2 separate regions of the Homo sapiens genome follow, and region 1 is linked to region 2. A link is a loop called in an ENCODE intact Hi-C map of the cell type or tissue named here. Cell type or tissue: psoas muscle. All regions are shown on one strand. Each heading gives the region's core, and the rest is flanking DNA. Links, peaks and the distances in the headings are about the cores only.

Region 1 (9,861 bases), core at 1,140-9,139, 80 kb after region 2:
CATAAGGGGAGACTGAGGCCAGGGTCATGGGCAATTGAATGAAAGCTGTAGGCTCAGGACTCTCAATCCAGTGCTCCCTCCAGGGGCTGGGAAGTTCCCTTGACTGACCTTAATGGTAGCCCTGCTTGATAGAACCTGGTTTTTTCCCAACCCCCCAGGGCAGCTGGGTAGGAGGGATGCAGAGACGGAAGAGGGGACACGCCCGCAAATGATAAATGGCCCTGAGACGGGGACATGATATTACATGCCAGGTTCTGTTTGTTCTTAGAACTTTTCATGTGTTGACTCATTCAGTTCTTCCCAAAGACCTTTTAAGGTGGCTTTGATGATCACCCTAATTTTACAGGTGGTGAAATGGAGGCACAGAGATGTCAGGCAACTTGGCCAAAGTTGTCCAGCTGGTAAGTGCAGTTGGGATTTGGACTCAGGCAGCTGGCTCCTTAGTCCCTGCCTGTTCTTCCCTACCCTGTGATAGGTCTGGGGAACACTTGGGTTCTGCCAGGGTGTCCAGTGAGTGGTTGAGGGGAGCAGGGAAGAGGTGGGATGGAGGGCCAGAGCCAAGCCTGAAGGAGGAGGACAGACAGGAACTGGCCGCCCTTGGGAGATGGTGATGCTGATGGAGTCTTGATGGGTTCCTTAGACCCACAAGGGTGTCATATCTCCCACATACTCCCCAGAGGATGCTGGGCCCAGAAAACTTCTGGGAATTCCCTTTGGGATCTGCCTTTGGGGCTGGTTTATGTGGACTTGCGGCGCATCAGGGCTGGAGGTGCCGCTGCATTCCTGTGTCCAGCCCTAGCTTTCCATTTTACAGATAGGGATCCTGAGGCCCACAGAGTGGTCACCACCGGCCTTGAGCACACTGCAGCCAGGCCAGGGCTTGGAGGCAAGTGCTCACTCCAGGGCCGCCTGTTAGCCCCATAAGGAACCCCCCTTATGTGGGGCTACCTTGCTCAGGGCTCATCTTCATCAGACACAGCTCCAAAGAGCATAGGCTCTCCAAGGAGGCCTGCCACCAGCAGCGGGGAAAGCCCCAGTCTAGTGGCCACTCTGCAGGCCCTCTATGGATGAGACTTCCTGAAAGGCTGGGCCACCTCTCTCACTGCACATCCCCCTGCAGGTGGCCCCAGGGGGTTGGAAGAGCACTAGATCAGGGGTTATTGGGCAAGACAGCCGCAGTGGGCCGGGAGAGTGCTGACCTTGTCCCCCCAGCCTTCCTGACCTCCCCAGGGGCTGGTTAGCAGTAACCAAATAAAAGAAGGGTATGGAAGGATCTCTGTAAACTGTAAGTAGATTCTCAGATACAAGGTGCTGTTTCTTTCTGGGGGACACAGAGCATAGAGCAGGGGCTTGGGCATCAAAGAGATGTGGGATTGAAGCCCAGCTCTGCCACTTACCACTGGGTGGCCTTGTGCTAGTCACTTGGCCAATGTGAACCTCAGTTTCTATTAATACATCTGTAAAGTGGGGCTAACAATACCTGCAATTATGGGAGTGTTGGGAGGCATAAATGAGTAATACATATGTACATGGCACATAGTGGGTGTTCAGGGATGTCTAGCTTGCTTTTTCATCTCTATTCTGCAAAGGTGACAACACTTTTAATTCATAGACAATCTGATCTAAACAAAATGAGAGGGAATCTGAAGATATCGTTCGTTCATTTCTTCAGCATTAAGAGGGTCATTTCCTGCTCTGCTCTCTCCCCATGGGAGTGTCTCAATCTTCTCAGGACCTCCCCCAAGGGTGGTAACCATTTCCCCTGTGACTTGGTGGGAGCTCTCAGCTGCCAGCCCTGCAGAGGAACCCACCCATCAGCCTCTGCCTGAAAACCCAGCCCCAACTGAGGTCCCAGAACTACCCGGGCTAGAGGCCAGGTGGTATATGTCTGGGGCACAGGCTCTGAGTTCACACAGGCCTGAGCTTAAGTCTGAGCTCCACCACTCACTGAGCTCTGTGATCTTGGGCAAGTCAGTTCCCCCTTCTGAGCCTGGTTTCTTCATCAGTAACATGGTGATGATATCTACTTTGGAGTTGTGTCCTGAGAATTAACTGAGATACTGCCTGTAAAATACTTTGCCTATCATGTGTTACATGCACAATTAATGGTAGCTTAAAAACTACCTGTAAGCCCCTTCTCTTTTCCCTTGAAACAAGCAGGACGTAAGTATCTCCATCTTGTGTGGCATGGTGTGGCAGCAGTCTTGTTCTGGAGTTGCTTATACTGACTTGTGAGAGCCGATTGTGTTGTCAGTGATCTCATATTGGCAGCTTACAATCTGCCAAGGTGGGAGCATTGACACCACAGAAATTGGCAAGCACTGGAAAGCAGGACATCCACCTCCCTGAGAGCTGGTTGTGAAACACTTACCAGCACACCACAGAACCCTGGGCAGGCCCGCAACATGGTTACCTGGAGTTCATTACCTTTCAAGTTTCAGGACCCCTTTCTGATTTAGTTGCCTTTGACCTGTTCCTCCCTGCTGCAGGCTGCCCTGGCCCCAGCCCCTGGGCCTCTGTCGGCTCTCATCCCAGTGCTGATAACCTGCTCTTAGCCCTCCCACCATGGAGCCTACTGACATTTCCCACTCTGCCCAAAGGAGGGCAGTGCCGGACGAGGTGACCCTGGCATGGCATTGTCCTAAAAAACTGTTGGCCAGCGATCTTCTATCTTCTTCTCCTCCTTTTTCCTCTCTTGTTGCTGACCCCAAAGGCACTTCCCAAACAGCCACTCCCTCTTAGCTGCCAGCACCTCAGATACCATCCTGTCGTTCCAGTTCTCATCCCATTGTCCCCATAACATCCATTGCCACTCCTCTGACCTTTCCAGGTCTAACTCTTCTTCCTTCAGCCCCAGCCAGGGGACTCATGGACTTGGAGAAAGGTGGCCCTGGCATCTGTCCTGCTTCTCTTCCTTCTCCTGGCGTGGCACTGGACAAGTTACTCAACTTTTCGGAGATTCAGTGATAAGGAAAGTGATATTTACAGGGCTCTCGCCACGTGCCAGGTGCCGTGCCCACAGCCTTCCTGGCTGACTTCATTCCTTGTTTCCTCATCTGCAAAATGGAGATGATGGAAGTGTCCACCCTGTGGAATTGTACGGTGAGCTGAAGTGACAGCTTAAATGGGCTTGCTGATTGTAAAGTGTCATGCTAATGCTGTTATTCTACTTTGAAGGGCAATGCTTGTTTAGATCTACAATTTTCAGATGTGTGTGTGTGTGTGTGTGTGTTTCTTAAAAAAAGCCACAGGCATGCTATTTATAGCCAGCTCCTGTACAGGTTTTTATCATTCCTTGCCTGCTCTGCTAAAAATAACAAAACGACAAAGGTCAAGTCTGCTTCTACCTATCTGAGGAGTCTACAAAGAATGAGCCTTTTGATTCACTGCCTCGGTGAAGTGAGGACTCTCCTGCCAGCTCGGTGCAGGCCACAGCCCTGGAACTCCTAACCAGGTCGACTGGGTCTACACCGAGGAGCTGAGGAAGGCTGGGGGCGGGGAACCTGCAAGTGTCACACTGGGCAGATGCATCTCGCCTCGGCCACCCCTTCCCCTTCCCCCAGCCTGGGGAGGGAGGTGGTGGTGGAGCACCATAGACTGAAGGACAAATATTCTGGGTCCTGGTCCCAGGGATGCAGTGTGGGCCATGGTTTCCCCATATTCAAAATGAGAGGGGTTGGGAAAATAGCCACTGAGAATTTTCTCTCCAGCCTAAATGCATACATGCTCCATTCTTTTTTCTCTCCCCTTCAGCCTATAACACTATGGACTCATTTAATGAATATCCACTGGCCCTTAATAATGACAATAGCATTGATGATACTGCTACTCAGCCACTACTTGTGGAGTGTCCAGAACATACCAGGCACCGGGCTAAGAAAGCCTTGAGGTGGAGTAAACTCACTGAATCCGTGCAACCCCACTGGAGAAGGAAGCTTGTCATCCCCATCTGATACATGGGGAGGTGACTGAGCCCAGAGCCTTGCACATGCACAGTCTCGCACCAGGCAGTGACAGCTCCAGGATGTGAACTGGGTGTCACGTCCTGGGCCTGTGCTTGGCTCTAGGCACTGTGCCGGGCACAGCAGGTAGGAAGACAGACACAGAGCTTGCTTTCCCTGTCGTTGAGGGAGCGATGGCTGCAGATAGGATGACCTCACACAGTGTGGGAAATGGCAGTAGACAGACGGGGGATTGGGCAGCCTGTGCAGGTTGCAGGGAGGAGCACATTTCACCTTTGCCAGTGAGGCATTCCAGGTAGCAGGCACAGCAAGAATGAAGGTAGGGTGGGGTTGGGGTGGGGAGGGCTTGAAACCTCACAGCAAAAAGATTTGCATTTAGTCTGTGGACCAGAAACCCTCAAACTCCAGTAATGATGTTTGCCAGTCTGCAAGTTCTAGCATATACTTTGCATCTGTCCTGAAATCACCTCCCTTTTAGAAACATATGTATCTCTCTACTTAGTGTTATCTTAAGCATTCATAGTCACAATATCATGGATTTGCCTTGCCAGTTGTATTTTTCCCCTAACACATCAAAGTAAGTGCACAGGTATTAAACTAGAGAGGATGTGCTTGCCCCCCTCCAAAATGCGGACTCGCGTCTGCCTTTGGAAACCAGGACCGTGGGTTTAGGCAGCTTGGAGGCTTGATCCGATCTGGACTACAGAAGGATTTCTCGGAGGTTAGAAGGGATAGGGGAGGCATTCCTGGGAATCTGCCCTTGTCCCATGACAAAGGTCTGGGGGTGCCAGCATGCCCCCAAGCTGAGAGTGCCACTCTTGCCCCAGCAAAACCCCTCCTTGGCCTCAGCTCTCTGGCTTCACCTGAGCCCACTCCTGATCCGCTTTCTCCCAGCCAAGCGCCGCTGCGGCCGTGCTGACCTCAATGACTAACACACATTCCTGGCCTAGTTACAGAGCCCCTCGCCTCGCGTATTTATAGCCACCTCCCAACTCCACTCATGCCTCTGAGGGAGGCCTGGCCCTTCTTTGAAAGCTCCTTTCACTACCCCTGCCCTGCCCCGGGCCCCGCTTTCACCGGCAGGTGCTGTCAGTCTCCCCTCTGTCGGGGACAGGTGTGGGGCAGGGATTTTGTTCTGTGTGGCCATGGGAAAGTGGCTTCCCCTCCCTGGACCTCATCTGTAAAGTAAGAGCCATCATACTCTCCGGCCAGGCTGGGCTGTGGTGAAGATAAACTGAGATATTCATTCTGAGATCATGAGTAATAACTAATGTTCATGGAACACCAACTGTGCACTAGGCCCTGTCTAAACACTTGGCACATTATGAACTCATTTAATTCTTACAACAACCCCACAAGGGACATACTGGTATCATCATGCCAATTTTGTAGAGGAGGAAACTGAGGAACAGAAAAGTTAGGCAGCTTGCCCAAGGTCAAACACCTAGCTGGGATTCAAACCAGACTCCAGAATCTGTACTCCGGGCACTGTGCTGAACTTGACACACAGAGTGGTCCTCAGCCATACTGTGGATTTGCCCTGTTTGTTTCCTGCCTTTGGGGTCCCCTGAATTAGCTAAGCACATCACTCACCGTCTGCAATAAAGTGGCCGAGGCGGGAGTGAATAATGAAGGTGCAATGTGCAATGTCCGGGCCTTTCAAGGGGCTATTGAGGACTTGGCTAATGAGGGAACAGAGCAAGAAAGAGAGAAGAGTCACAGCTGGGACTCCTGTCAAGGTGCCCAGCTTTACAGAGAGGTATGCTGACGCATGGCAGCATGGCAGGGCAGGCTGGCATCTGATGGTACGTGAGAGGCGTTGGAGTTCTAGGAGTGGAGAACTCAGTTCCTGTGTCCCCTGCCCCTACCCCACCTCTGACATCTCTCACCCTTGATCTCAAAGGAGGAAAGCTTCCAATGAATGTTTTGATAGAAAGGTTTTAGGAACTTAAGCCACCTCGTCCCATGAATGTTATAGTTCCAAAAGAAGATTCCAAGAGGGACAAGAGAACAAATATTGTTTGGGTGTTTACTGTATGTGTGGCACTGAGCCAGGCACTCAGCAGTCACTTGTTCATTCAACAAACATTGGCTCAGAACTCACTCCACTCTCTGTGCCAGCACTGATGCTGCCTGCCTTGCATGTGGAGACTTCTGGACCAGGATACCTGCCTAGCAAGTGGCAGGACTGGGATCGAATGCAGGGGTTTTTCTCACATCATACAACTGCTATTGGTGGGTGCAGGGACATCTGACTTCACCTCCTCATACCCTTTACCATATACATTTGGCTGCAGCCCAGTTTTTCAGGTCCCCACCCTGATCCCTCATGGTCACTGGGACATGCTGCTCTTCCTAAAATCAGCCCTAACAGATAAAACTCTATTCCCAACCTCAAAGGAAGCTCCAAGCCATGGTTTCTGGATTCTGGAATTGAAGAGAGGTGTCGGCTGCCTGTCCTTAGCCAGAAAATTAATGGCCAACCCTGATTTAATTAGCTTTTCCTTACAATGATTTAGGGAAGCCTGTAATTAGCTCAGGGGCCTGGAGGGAGAGGCCCAGGTGTTGGAGCCAGTGCTGGAGCAAGCAGCAGGGGAGGGGGGTGCCGGTTTTAAGATCAGACTCCTGCCCTTGCGAGGTAATAGTGGAGGCTGGGAGAACCCCTCACCTCCTCACTGTGGGAGGCGGGTGGAGAGAAATCCTAAATGAATGCAGAAGAAGAGAGGGTGGACTTAGAGATTATAAAAATATTCTTTTACTTTTTTTTTGTTTTGAGACAGAGTCTCATTCTGTCACCCAGGCTGGAGTGCAGGGCACAATCTCGGCTCACTGCAACCTCCACCTCCTGGGTTCAAGTGATTCTTGTGCCTCAGCCTCCCGAGTAGCTGGGATTACAGGCGGGCACCACCACACCCAGCTAATTTCTGTATTTTTAGCTGGGGTTTCGCCAGGTTGGTCTTGAACTCCTAATCTCAAGTGATCTGCCTGCCTGGGCCTCCCAAAGTGCTAGGATTACAGGCGTGAGCCACCACACCTGGCCTCTTTTTTTTTTTTTCTTTTTTTTCTTTGCCTACCCAAATAAAAAAGAGTGCCTTTCTATTTTGATTTGTATTGGAACAAACTATATGGCATACGTGGCTTCGGCAGGCCACACATCACTGCAGGTTCAGAGTGGCAACTAGACTATGTCACTGCAGATAAACTCTCCAAGCCCCTTGCATGTGGCTGTGGCAATCCTCCCACAGTGTCAGGTGTTAAAGCCAGACTTTTCCAGCTAATAACAGGGCAGACTCTGTTTGCAGTTCTGAGGAGGGGGCTCCCAGAACAGGGTCTGCATTTCGTGCAAGGTAAATGGATATTAGCCAGACATTGGACAAGGTTTTGCCTGAGACCCTTGCCAGCTTCAGACTTCCGGGGCACACATCCCAAGGAGTAGATTGTCCCTCTGTGGCACCCCAGCCCCTGTGTGACCCACCTTAGTGGGTTTCCTGCCAAGCCCTGCACCTGCCCCCACACAAATCCTCACAGGGAAGCAGAGCCAATCCTACCACTCAAGAATTTAGCCTTGATCTGGAGGCATCAGAGAAGCCCCCATAAACAATCAGTCAAGTAACAGTGAAGAGTTTGCAGGCTATCTTTGAGGATAAGATGGTATCCAGGACCAGAAAATCCTTCATTCATGAACTTTCAGTCTGGGAACTTTCATGGGCATGAATAAACCCATAGCCAGTGGATAATGTCGGTGATTATGGACAGGTGTTTAATCTCTGGGCCATTTGTTCTTGATCCAGAATGATTTGTCTGTTGATGCTCCTTTTTAAGGTGTTTTAAGGACATTGTTAATCCCTCCAAGTCCAACCAATATAGAAGCAGCGAGAGTGTGGAAACTGTGTAAAGTGATTGTGGGAACGGAGGTGAAATGTCACTCTTTAGAGATATATACACCCAAGGTGCTTGTATTGTGATATCTGAGATGTAGAGACAAGTTGATTGTGAACTCCTTAGGGAGTTAGTCTGAGTGTGAGTGGAGAGCCAGAGGTGGCCATGGGCTACATTTGGAAGGAACAACAGCATTTCTGCTGCCACTTTCAGAATGCCTACTCTGTGTCAGAGGCCACGCCAGCCACATACATCATCTCTAACTCTTACAGCAACCCTGCTAGGGAGGCAATATTAGCCCATTTACAGAAGAGGAGACTGAGAGTCAGCGAGGGGAGGTAACTTATCCAAGACTATCCAGCCAGGCAGGGCAGTGTTTGGACTTCAACCCACGTTTGTCAGGTAACAGTCTGTGTTCTTTCACAGTTCACAGAGGTGGGACAGTGGGGTTGGGGATTGAAAGACAAGGGGGATTATGTGGGTGGGCACAAGGCAGAAAGGAAAATGAATGTAAATTTTTATTTTTAAAAATGTATGCTGTGTACCTACTGTGAGCCAGGTTGCCAAGATGAAAAGTGCAGTGTCCACCCTCCAGCTCCTCGTGGTCCCGTGTATGTGTACTGCTGTGCCCTATTTGAGGAGGCTTCCTTTTCAGTACGTGTGTATTGCCTTTTCTCAGCTGCTGTGCTTATCCCCCTCATCATAATAACCCCCTGTGTGAGGCTCAGAGAAGTTAGCTAGTTGTCTCAAGATCAGACAGCTAGTAAGTGGAGGAGCTGGGATTTGATCCCATATCTGTTTGACTGCACAGCCTGAGACCTTCCCTGGGATCCTCTCTTCCCTGTGACCATCATGCCTATCTCCCTTCTACCTCCTGGTCATTCCACTGGAAGTAACTTTCTGTGTGCATAGCTTCTGCTGAAGCCAGTGTTGGACTTGTTAGCTGGAGAAAGGAGATGTGTTTGGAAACCACCCAAGAAAAAGACACTTGAAATAACTTTTCTCAGTAGCCCTTACTGCTAAAATGTGCTGAATCCCGAACAGGAGTAGGCCTCTGAAGGACTCACATCCACACCATCCGTTTGTCTGGGATCTACAGCTGATGGTGCACTTTTGAAGTCATTACCTCATAGAGCCTCACAGCAGCCTGGGGCAGGTGTCCTGAACCTCCTTTTACAGATGAAGAAGCTGGAGGCTCAGAGAGGTAATGGGGCTTGCTCAAGGTCACACTGACACCTGGGGGTGACCTTGGATGCCTCATGTTTTCTCCCAGAGCCTGAGGTTCTTCAGCTGCAGAGATGGTGACGATGATGTCGGCACCCAGGGTTGCTCTGAGGACTACAGGAGAGGACACAGGTGGAAGAATTAGCACAGGACCTGGCACACAATAGGTGCTCCACAGCTGATAGATGCACTGGACTCTTCAAAGTGAAGGTCACAGATGTGGATAGTGAGGGTAAAGAGAGGCCAAGAGTGAAAGGCTCTTGAGCCACTGCTTGTGCAAACAGGTGGGCTGGCAGCTGCTGACAGTGACAATGGCTGGTTTTTATTGTTTAATCCTCCACAAGTGTCATATTCCATCCTCATCACAAGCTGTACAAAGTGAGTTATGATTTTGTCTCCATTTTGTAGATGGGAAGGTGGAGGTGCAGGCAGGTTGAGTAGGTGGGAACCAGACAGCAGTTTTCAATAGAAAAGAATAAAACAATCCAAGTTCAGAGTATGACAAGCTTTTAACTTTCTATTAAAAAAATCACTCTTAAACGTTTCTCCTGAACATGTCCCCCAACTTTTGTTAGCCTCTCTAGCATTTACTTTGTGACTTCCTTCACCATAGAACTTACTCCTCTCTGGCAGGCCACCCTAGCCCTCATTGCTCATGGAAGGCGGAATCCTGGTGCCCAGCCTGCTGGGCCAGGGCTAGAAGTGAAGTTGGGTTCCATAAATTGCGAATCTTTGCTACAGCTTTGGAAGTGGTGAAGGCTCCTGCTTTATATGCAGCAGCACCTCTGACACATGG
Region 2 (9,861 bases), core at 876-8,875:
TCAGTTACAATCTTTAACTTATTATGGAATCTCAAATGACATTAGCAGACGGGGGAAAGATCTGTAGTTTCAAAGGAAGCTCTGGGTTTCTACAGATTGGGGACTTTGATCTCCTGTGGCCCTGGCAGCCTGTCCCTGAGGCCCTCCTGCAACAGGGTATGGCTGGATCATACCAGGCCTGCAGGCCACAGTGAGGAGTTTTGATTTCATTCTGAGAGCAGTGGGAGCCACAGGGTTTTCAGCAGGTGGTGGCACAACCTGACTTGTATTTAAGTTTACTCTGGCCATAAATGGGAGAGGAAGAAAAAAGGGAGGGGCTTGTAATACATTATTCTCATTTAATTTTCCTAACAACCTTGTAGGTAGGCATATCTGGACCCCTTTTTCAGATGAAGAAACTGAGGCTCAGAGAGGGAAAATGATTCACCTGAGGCCACACAGTGAGTGAGCAGAGGAGCCAATGCTGGACTCCCAGTCTCATGGTGCCCCATGGCCAGGCCCTGTCAAGTAGCTCCAGGGCTGACAGCCTCCAACCCCTGGGTCTGGGACTTTTGATTTATCTACTTATAGCCCATGAGGCCCAGGCCGAGGTGCCCTTGAGGATGTCACTGGCCAGAAGGAGGCAGATGAGTGAGGCCTGGAAATTGGGGTCAAATTCTCAGTTGCCCCATTGGCAGATCAGGTATCTTCCTGGCCCCTCCCCTGGCCCCTCTTCCTCATATTTGGGCCTGAGCCCCAGTGTGGTTTGGAGCAACTGAAAACTTTCAGGCTTCTGAGCCAGCATCCTGTGCCCTCTATGGGGGAAGAGAGTTCTAGGAATGACCCTTCATTCCCTTTGACAAATGGTTAAGAGCACAAGGTCTGGTCTCATCCAGGCCTGCCTTTCACAGCTGTGCGACGTGGGCGAGTCCGTCAACCCCTCTGTGCCTCGGTTTCCTCACATGCAAAATGGGGGTAGGAGTGGCATCTCCCACGTCAGGGCCTGAGCTGTTGACACAAGGTGGTCACCCCCCAACCGGACCATTACCGGAGCATGGGGCAGCACTTTCCCTCCGGCTCCCATCCTAAATCAGATCCCCTGGTCTTCTGCTGGCCACCAGGTGGTCCCAAATAAGGAGGAAGCAGGGGGGTCTGAGGTTCTCATTGAGGGGGTGGTATGGTTCTTCACCCTGGCCACCTGAGCTCCTACATCTTCCTGGAGGGTCCACAGGCCTCGCAGTCAATCATGAATTCACTAGGCTTAGGATGACCACCCTGTCCCCATTTTGAGGTGAGGCCTAAGCCTTCAAGAGCACTTCTCCAGTATCTGGGCCACTCCAGACCTCTGAGGCTCCCATTCACCCTCATCTGCCTTACGGGTATTTGTGAAGACTCTGCCCTAAGATACTTCTCAACTTGGGCTGCCTATGTTCTTTTGGGGGACTTGTAAAGGTGGACTTTCAGGCAGGGTGACAGGTGGGCAGGAGGTTTAGCTCATTTACTTACACTCTGGAGAAGGTGGGAGGGGTTGGGAAGTGAGGAGGTAGAGGTGGGTATGGCTGCTCTGAGCCTCCGTACCTCTCCTGGCTGGGTCCTTCAGTTCACTGTTCTCAGAATTGAGCCCTGGAGCCTTTTTAAAAGACTCTGGGACTTCAAGCACTATGAATTTAAAAAAGAAATAAAAAAGATATTATAAAAGAAAAAACTACAGCTTAAAGAAATTATCAAGAAGAGAAGCAAAGGCCTGTGTTGAGTTTTGGCTGTCCAGTGGCATTCTGCTTTCCTTTAGGGGATTTGGTCTCCCCAACTGGGAAGAGTCTTGGTGACGATCAGTCAAAGTGTCCCCACCTTCCTGGCCTAAGCGTGGGCATGTGATCAAGCTAGGCCAATCACCTCCCAGGGATGCTGTCTCCTGGGACGTAGAATCAGTGATTTGCTGGTGCCAGCTCACACTTGCTTGTGAGAGCTGATGGCTAAAATTTCAGGTATTTTGTGAGCTGGTTGTTAATTATAGCCATCATTAGAAATCAATTATATAAACCTACAATTATATAAATTATATTTTAAAAGGCAACAAATACCCCAAACTTATCACCTCCTAATTATTTTACTACATTTCACTATTATCTATTCTCTCTAGTAGACAGTCTATTGTATCTGCATGGTAGAAATACCGTATAATGGTGTGCGGCTGCGCCTCTCGTCCCAACTCTGTGTTTAATGATGTCACGTGGGTAACGTGGTGGTATTTACACCAAGGAAATCAGCACCCACTGCAAAAGAGGATTCCCTCGCAACTAGAGAGCTGGGGTTAACATTCACCAGCACAGGCTGCTTTGGAATCCTGAGCTATACAAGGACCAAAAGAAGCTTTTGTAGTGGATTTTTCCCAACCTGCAGTTCCCCAAAGGGACATTTACTTAGTGAGTCGTGCCACTGATCCCTGCATGTCCCCGTTTCCTTCTGGAAAATTGAGCTGGGTTTTCCAGCCTTTGCTCCAACTTGGAGAGCCCACTCCTAAGCTGCCCTCTTGCCTCCACTATGCTGCCCAGTCAGCTTCTGTTGTTTACGACCGACGTGCCTTAGTGGAGCGACATCGGCACACAGGCAGAAACAGGCTGAGGAAAGAACCATCACCCCAGTCTCACCCTTCAGCCACAACATGGGGTACATTCTAGATGTTTCCTGCCAGCCCCTTTCCCCTTGCATCTGTCTTCGTGGAGGTGTTGCCATTGTCAGGACATACGATGCTAAACCCACTTTTTCAACATCACATTATTTCTTGAGCCTCATCCACGTGGCTTTGCATTCTCTGTAACAATCTTTTTCCATAATGTCCCAAAGGCACGTGGAGAAGCTAAAAGGTACTTAGTTACTTTCCTAATGTGGGGCACTTAGGAATTACTTGTCTTCTTTTCCCCTTTAGTGTCACATAGAGACGTGGTTGAAAAATCTGGGACTGTGGATTGGGAGACCTGAGTTCTCATTTAGTTTTGTGCCAGATGGCTGTGTGAGGCTGCGCAAGATGCCTCCCTCTCTGGGCCTCAGCTTCTTAACCTATATAATGATGATGATGATAATGATAATAGTAATAGTAATAATAATAATGATGATGGTCTCCACTTCCAGGGGTTTCCTGGGCAGTGCTAAGTGTGTTGACTCACATCAGCTCATTTATTACTTCTCACAGCCCAGGAATAAGAATGATTTCACAGACTGAGTAAACAGATTCTGAGAGGTGATGTCATTTCCTCAGCACAACATAGCTAGTGGGTGGCAAAGCTGGGGTTCAGACCCAGGATGTCTGCCTCTTAACTCTCTCACCACACTGCCACTTCCTAACGCCCACTTCTTAACGCCCACTGAGCATCGGGCTTGGGGGACAGACACATCAGTACAGCAGTGAGCGTGTCCCTCATTACAGTCCGCTTGCTGTCCTGTTCATGTCCCCACTTTACAGAAGCGAAAGCTTCAGTTCTGAGGACTGAAGTGGTTTTCCCATGTCAGAGTGTTCTGGGCTGAATCATGCTCCCCCAAATCCATATGTTGAAGTCCTAACCCTCAGTACCTTAAAATTGTGGTGGTATTTGGAGATAGAGTCATTGTAGAGATAGGGACACTGCAGATACTAAATTAAGATGAGGCCATTAGGGTGGGCCTAATCCATGCTATGATTGACACCCGTATACAAAGAGGAAATTTGGGCAGAGAGACAGATATGCATAGTGGGAAGATAATGTGAACAGACACTGGGAGAAGATGGCCATCTACAAGCCTCCAGAACTGTGAGAGAATGAATTTCTGTCATTTAAGCCACTCAGTCTGTGGTCTTTGGATGGCGTGGCTGAGCTGAGGCTCTGCAGGGAGCCAGGAGGTTGCAGGGGAGAGCAGGGAGGGGGGTGGCGGGTGTCTCTGCCCCCTGGCCCATACCCACTGTGTGCTGGGCAAGTCCCTTCTCTCCTGGGTCTCAGTCTCCCCATGTGCACCCTGGGATTACTGAATCAGATGGTCCTTGAAGGCCCTTCCAGACCTGTTGTCTCATGGGTCCATGAGTCTCTCAGGCTCCTATTCCAGCTGCTCTGACCCCACTGAGCTGGGGTGTGCTGAAGGGGGAGGCCCCAGGGAACACTCCATTCTGCTGTTCTTTCCAGCAGAGCTTTCCCAAGGGCTCACCCAACAGCCTGCCCTCCTCAGTGTGGGCCGTTTCTCCTTCGTCCTACTTCCTGGCGACTGCTCTGTCCAACTGCCTGCCAATCCAGTGTCAGATACTCTCATCACACTGTACCTGCATGTGACACTCTCCTCCGACCTCTGACATCTTCTTTGCCTGCTGCCTGCTCTCTCCCTTTGGGGTGGAGGCTAGGGCAGGTGGGTCCTAGGGAGCCATCGGCTGAGGCACTAATTTCCACTGACTATAAATAACTCTGGGTCTGAAACCACAGCAGGGGCCTGGATTGCACCAGGAGGAGTAAGATAATCGTTGTGGGGTGAGGAGGGCCTGTATAAATAACTTACCCGCCCTGTCTGGGCCTCTCGGATGACAGGCAGGCCTGGAGGCAGAGGATCTCTCCAGCTGAACTCGAGGCGTTTGTGGGACCCAGGCTGGGTGGATGACTCAGGTCCTACTAGCATTCGAGACGGCCCGCCTGCAGTTATACAGCAACATTTCTCACCCCTTAGGCCCGTGTGACAGATGAGGAAACTGAGACCCAGGGAGGAGAAGTAATTGGAAACTGGGGTCTAGGCCCCTGGGCTTCTGGGAGCTAGAGAACTGTTGCCAGGGATGCCCAAATTCTGGTCCCCCGCTAAACCCGACCTTTGGGAGCCAGCGTGGGAGGGCCCTGAAGCTGCTTGGTAGAAAAGGACTGCTGGGCCAAGGCCTGGGGCAAAGGGCCAAGGGCCAAGGGCACTGCCCTGGCCTGGGCACTGATGGGCCAAGGTTTTGAGGTCACGAATTTTCAAGTGAAGAGAGGCCTGGAGTCTGGCTGTGAGTCAGCCACCCTTTGACCCATCTGATGTCTACAGAATGGGGGCATCAAGGCAGACAGTTTCACAGTAGTAGAATGTCTGAGCCTGGACAAGCCTCAGAGACTACTAGACCAACCTTCTTTATTTTCCAGATGGGGAGGCTGAGGCATGGAACAGGGTGGAGGGAGCTTGGAGAGGGTCTCAGTCGATAAGGGCCAAAGTCAGGCTGGTCTCCGCCCCTGCCCAGCATGGGTGGACTGAGCACCCTTTTCCTGCACAGTCACATGCATCCCCTTGGGGCCCCCGCAAAGACCAACTTCGCCTAAGACCCCTGGGCCAGGCACATTGTGTGTTCTCTCATTTAATCCACAGTCAGTGTGGCCCCTGGAAGCCAGACAGTGTCTGCTCCATTTCACAGATTTAACAAATGATGCATTAAGAACTTATGTGATCTGTGCCCCAACCCAGGCTTTTGGATACTCTAGTTTAGCATTTTTCTCCAGTATCAGAGGTTTTCAATTTTTTTTTCTTTTTTTCAACACTTTGTTAAAAAACCAAAGTCTTCAAAGCATTTAAAAAGGAGTATCAGGCCGGGCACAGTGGCTCATGCCTGTAATCCCAGCACTTTGGAAGGCTGAGGCAGGAGGTTCGCTTAAGGCCAGGAGTTCAAGACCAGCTTGGTTCACTGCAATCTTTGCCTCCCGGGTTCAAGTGATTCTTGTGCCTAGCCTCCTGAATAGCTGGGATTACAAGCGTGTACCACCACACCCGGCTAATTTTTGAAACCCTGTTTCTACAAAAAAAAAAATTACCTGGGCATGGTGGCACATGCCTGTAGTCCCAGCTACTTGGGAAGCTGAGGTGGGAGGATCACTGAGCCCAGGAGGTCGAGGCTGCAGTGACCTGTGATCGTGCCACCGCACTCCAGCCTGGGCAACAGAGTGAGACTCTATCTAAAAAAAAAAAAAAAAAAAAAAAAAAAAAAGGAGTGTCTCTGTCTCTGGTTCATGGTGGTGGGTGAGAAGCCCCAGAGTCCCATCCATTCAGCATCCCCTTGTCCTGTAGGGCACTTCTGTGGAACCTCAAGGCACTGGGGAACCCAGTGTGAGAACCATTTCCCCAACCTTCGGTTTCCCTGCATTCAGTGAATTCACTGGCTCTCCATGCACCTGGAGAAGGCTGTACTCAGGGCCTCATCTTATGGAGCTGGAGGCCCATTTCACACTCACAGGGACATAAACACTATTATCCAACCTGACAGTCTACATACACAGCATGAACAAACAGACTAAAAACCAGAGTCTACAAAAATGAATCTGTAGTTCATGGGCTGGAGTCCTCTGTGCTTTGCGATCTGTTCTAGGCTCCAGGCACAGCGAATTCCTCACTGTTCCCTGTACACATCCTGGTTGTCATCACAGGGCCTTTGCTCACGCCCCATTAACTGCGTGTGCTTCCCTCCCCATCTTTGCACACTCAATTCTGCCCTGTCCTTTCAGGCCTCACTCAGAGGAAGCTACTCCTGATTTTGTCCCCAATCAGGTGGGGATCACTCCTCCTTCATCAACCTTTAGAACATTTCCTCTTGCAGTAGTTATTTTTGTCAATAGAAAGCAGCAGACCGAGGAGGTCATGTGTGCACATTTGGGAGCCAGACAGTGTAGGCACCAATCCTGGCCAGGTCACTTGTTAGACGTGGTGCTCTGAGCCTCAATTTCCTCATCTGTAAGCTGGGATGATGACAGTTCCTGTTTCACAGGGGTGATGTGAAGATTATAGGAGAAAATGCCGTGAAGCCTCAGCAGGGAGCCTGGCTGCTGTTAGTGTTCAATGCATGTTAATTATTCTCTAGTATCACAGCTATAACTAGCATCGTGGCTAGTAACTAGTAGCACAGCTAGACTGGGACAGTCTTAAGGCGGGAGCAGTTTACAATCCACCTTTGCACCTCCCTTTCCTGGGAATCTATAGGGAGCTTTGGAGAGTAAGGGGATCTGGAAGGGGTTCCTCCTTCCTCCCCCTGGCTACACTGAGGCCTTGGCTTCCTGCCCTTGGCTGCCATCTTTCCTATTGATTCCTGCCTGCCTCTGTGCCCCTGGAGTTGTTTCCTGTCTTTTTGTTTTTTTTGAGACAGAGTCTCACTCTGTCACCCAGGCTGATCTCGGCTCACTGCAACCTCTGCCTCCCGGGTTCAAGTGATTCTTGTGTCTCAGCCTCCCAAGTAGCTGGGATTACAGGCGTGCGCCATCACACCCAGCTCATTTTTGTATTTTTAGTAGAGATGGGGTTCCACCATGTTGGCCAGGCTGGTCTCGAACTCCTGACCTCAAGTGATCCACCTACCTTGGCCTCCCAAAGTGCTGGGATTACTGGTGCGAGCCACTGCACCCGACATTTCCTGTCTGACATCCTCTGCCCCCTTGAACCAAGAAGGGATATCCTTGAAGGCCGGCCCTGTCCCCATCTGCCCACCTGTCCTGTGTGTAGCCACATCACACAGACACTGCCCCTGAGAAAGCATATGGGAGAGATCTGGGTCTCTTCCCAGAAGAGTACATGTGGCCCAAGCCTGCACATACTAGGTGCATAACATATATTTGTCCAATAAATAAATGTGTGTCCACCTCCATCACTGCTTGGCATATTAGAAGCAGGGGGAAGCAATGGAGATGTTCCATCAGTTCTAGGAGGTGGGTGTTATTATCATATCATTTACAGGTGGGGAAACAGGTTCAGAGTGAGGGGATGACTTAAGGACTTAGAAGGTGAAGCTGGGACTCAAAGTCAATGGTCTCCATATTCCTTCCCTTTTCTGGGCACATAGTAGGCACTTAGTGATTAGTGCATATTGATTCTGCAAAATGATAATGCCTTCATAGTAAGAATCAGGGCCCCCTTCCTCTCCAAGCCTTTGTGTCCTACTCAAGGGGCTGCTGTGAGGATCCCAGGGAACAATGTGTTGGGAAGGCCTGGCTCTTAGTTCGCTCACAGTAAATGAGAGCCAGGGTAGTTTTGGGACTCAGGCCTCTGCATGGTGGGTCTGCCTAATGCTCTGCCTAAAGTGAGGCCCCGTGGAAATGCTGCCCTTACAACCCATCTCTTCTACCACCTCTCTGGGTGCCTGATTACGGGAAGCACCTAGTGAGCCAAGCAGCATCGCTCACGGGACATGAAGACTCCCTAGTCTTGCTGGAATCACCGGGAAGCCCTTCAGTCAGCTGCCGGGCAGGATCTTTATCTATCTGTCCCGTGCTCTCCCTGCCACCCCGTGGCCTGCAGAATTATTTGCCCAGCAGACTCTACCACCCCAGCCTATGACCATCGATAGCATGCATTGATTAACATGTAGGTTTATTTTATTGATGATTCAGAAGGATATGCAGGCAGCATTCTGGAAAGCATCCACACATGATTCATTGGAACTTCACATTAAACTGTGCTTTTGAAGGATTTTTTTTACCCCATGGTAGTGGTGATGGGGGGAGGTGTATAATAAGCATTGCAAATCAAATATGGGGCTGACATTTTTTTTAACCAAGACTCACATGCATTGCTCAAGCCCATTGATCTACCAAACAAGCTGCCTTTCTCTTCTTCACTAATTAAAACCCAACGTCTCCCTTGAAGCCACACAGAGAGTTCCCAGCAGAGAATAATAACAGTAATGCTGAAATAACACCTACCATGTGCCAGGCACTAAGTGCTTTGCACATATTACTTTAATGCTTACAGCGACCCTATGAAAGAGGCACTGTTATGACCTCATGTTACAGATGAAGAAACTGAGGCACAGTTAGATAACTGGTCCAACGTCCCACAGCTGGATAAGAAGTGGTGCCAGGATTTGCACCATGATACCAAGTTGGCCTCTTCCCCACTGTGACACTAGTCATAGACCCAGTCAGCCTGGACGGTCCCAGCTCATGCCTAGCACCCTGGTGTAATTACTAACGGTGCCGTGGTTTGGCTGGTAGAATCTTTAGCCATGTTATATTTCAGGTGGTTCTGAATCCTACCTTCTCTCCTCAGCTGTCTCCTCAATTCTGTTTTCTCCCAATCCAGGCCATGCTCTCCTCAAGAGCAGGGAACCTTTCTGATCTTCCTCCCCAGCACACAGTACAGACCTTCCATTCTGCAGCAGGTCCACAGCCTCTCCTCCATTTTCCTTCCCTCTTCCAATCTCCTTGGGGTCTTGGTGGACTGACCCGTGCCCTCTGGTTGAGCATGTGACCAGGTCTGATCTATCAGCCCACTCCATCTTTAAGCTGCAGGGATTGGCTCAGGAATGGCCATGTGACTATAAGTGGCCCAGTGAGAGCGTAGTCTGGGATTTTTAATGGGGCGGGGCTTATGAGGAAAGGCCTGGCTGCCGCATTGACCGGGATGGGAGGATGTTAACCCGAAGCTGCCGGAGCCCCCATGTGCTAAAACCCGCCTGAAAATGAAGCCAACACAGAGGACAGCGGAAGTGAAAGTAGGAGAGGGAAGGACAGAGTCCTCTTGACAGCATTTGAGGTCCTGGAGCCAGCCGTGCCGGAGGCCAGACCTATCCCTGGAGTTTTCAGTTGCACAAACCAGAAAACTCCTTTTGTGCATAAGCCAGTTCGAGATGGGTTTCTGTCAGATGGAGCCCTCATGGATAAAAATGCTCAGCAAATACTGGGCCTAGATTCTTCTGTAAAAGCACTTTCAACTCACGGTCTACAAAAGGCAGAGAGTGGAAGTAGTACAGTTCTCATTTCACAGATGAGAAAACTGAGGTTGTCGGAGACTAAGTATCTTGCCTGAGGTCTCCCACATACTTAGTGACACAGCTGAGGCTGGGACACCTCACCAGTCATCATGTCTTCCCCTCCACCCCTGCATTTATTTGAGAAGGCAGCTGTGTTTCCTCAGCCTCTTGCATACTCAGGA

Evidence for each region. Hi-C counts contacts between places; a loop is a spot of excess contacts. Peaks named below come from ENCODE experiments on the same cell type or tissue, not always from the same donor. Only the 100,000 strongest peaks of a DNase experiment are listed, where the experiment ranks them.
Region 1: it touches region 2 in a loop (7-fold over the local background); 2 of 110 quality-filtered maps call a loop at or near these places.

What each region holds. Positions count from the first base shown.
Region 1 is chr3:10,513,754-10,523,614 of GRCh38, forward strand. It overlaps a transcript of ATP2B2 not described here. Among named protein-coding and RNA genes, the nearest start is that of ATP2B2, 13 kb to the left of the region's middle. In psoas muscle, for the core only: no CTCF peak of the experiment used is centred there; DNase peaks (open chromatin) are centred at 3,488 and 4,888; H3K27ac peaks cover 3,744 bases.
Region 2 is chr3:10,434,199-10,444,059 of GRCh38, forward strand. All of the region lies in intron 2 of ATP2B2 (ATPase plasma membrane Ca2+ transporting 2), which reads right to left. Among named protein-coding and RNA genes, the nearest start is that of MIR885, 45 kb to the left of the region's middle. In psoas muscle, for the core only: no CTCF peak of the experiment used is centred there; a DNase peak (open chromatin) is centred at 4,553; H3K27ac peaks cover 7,405 bases.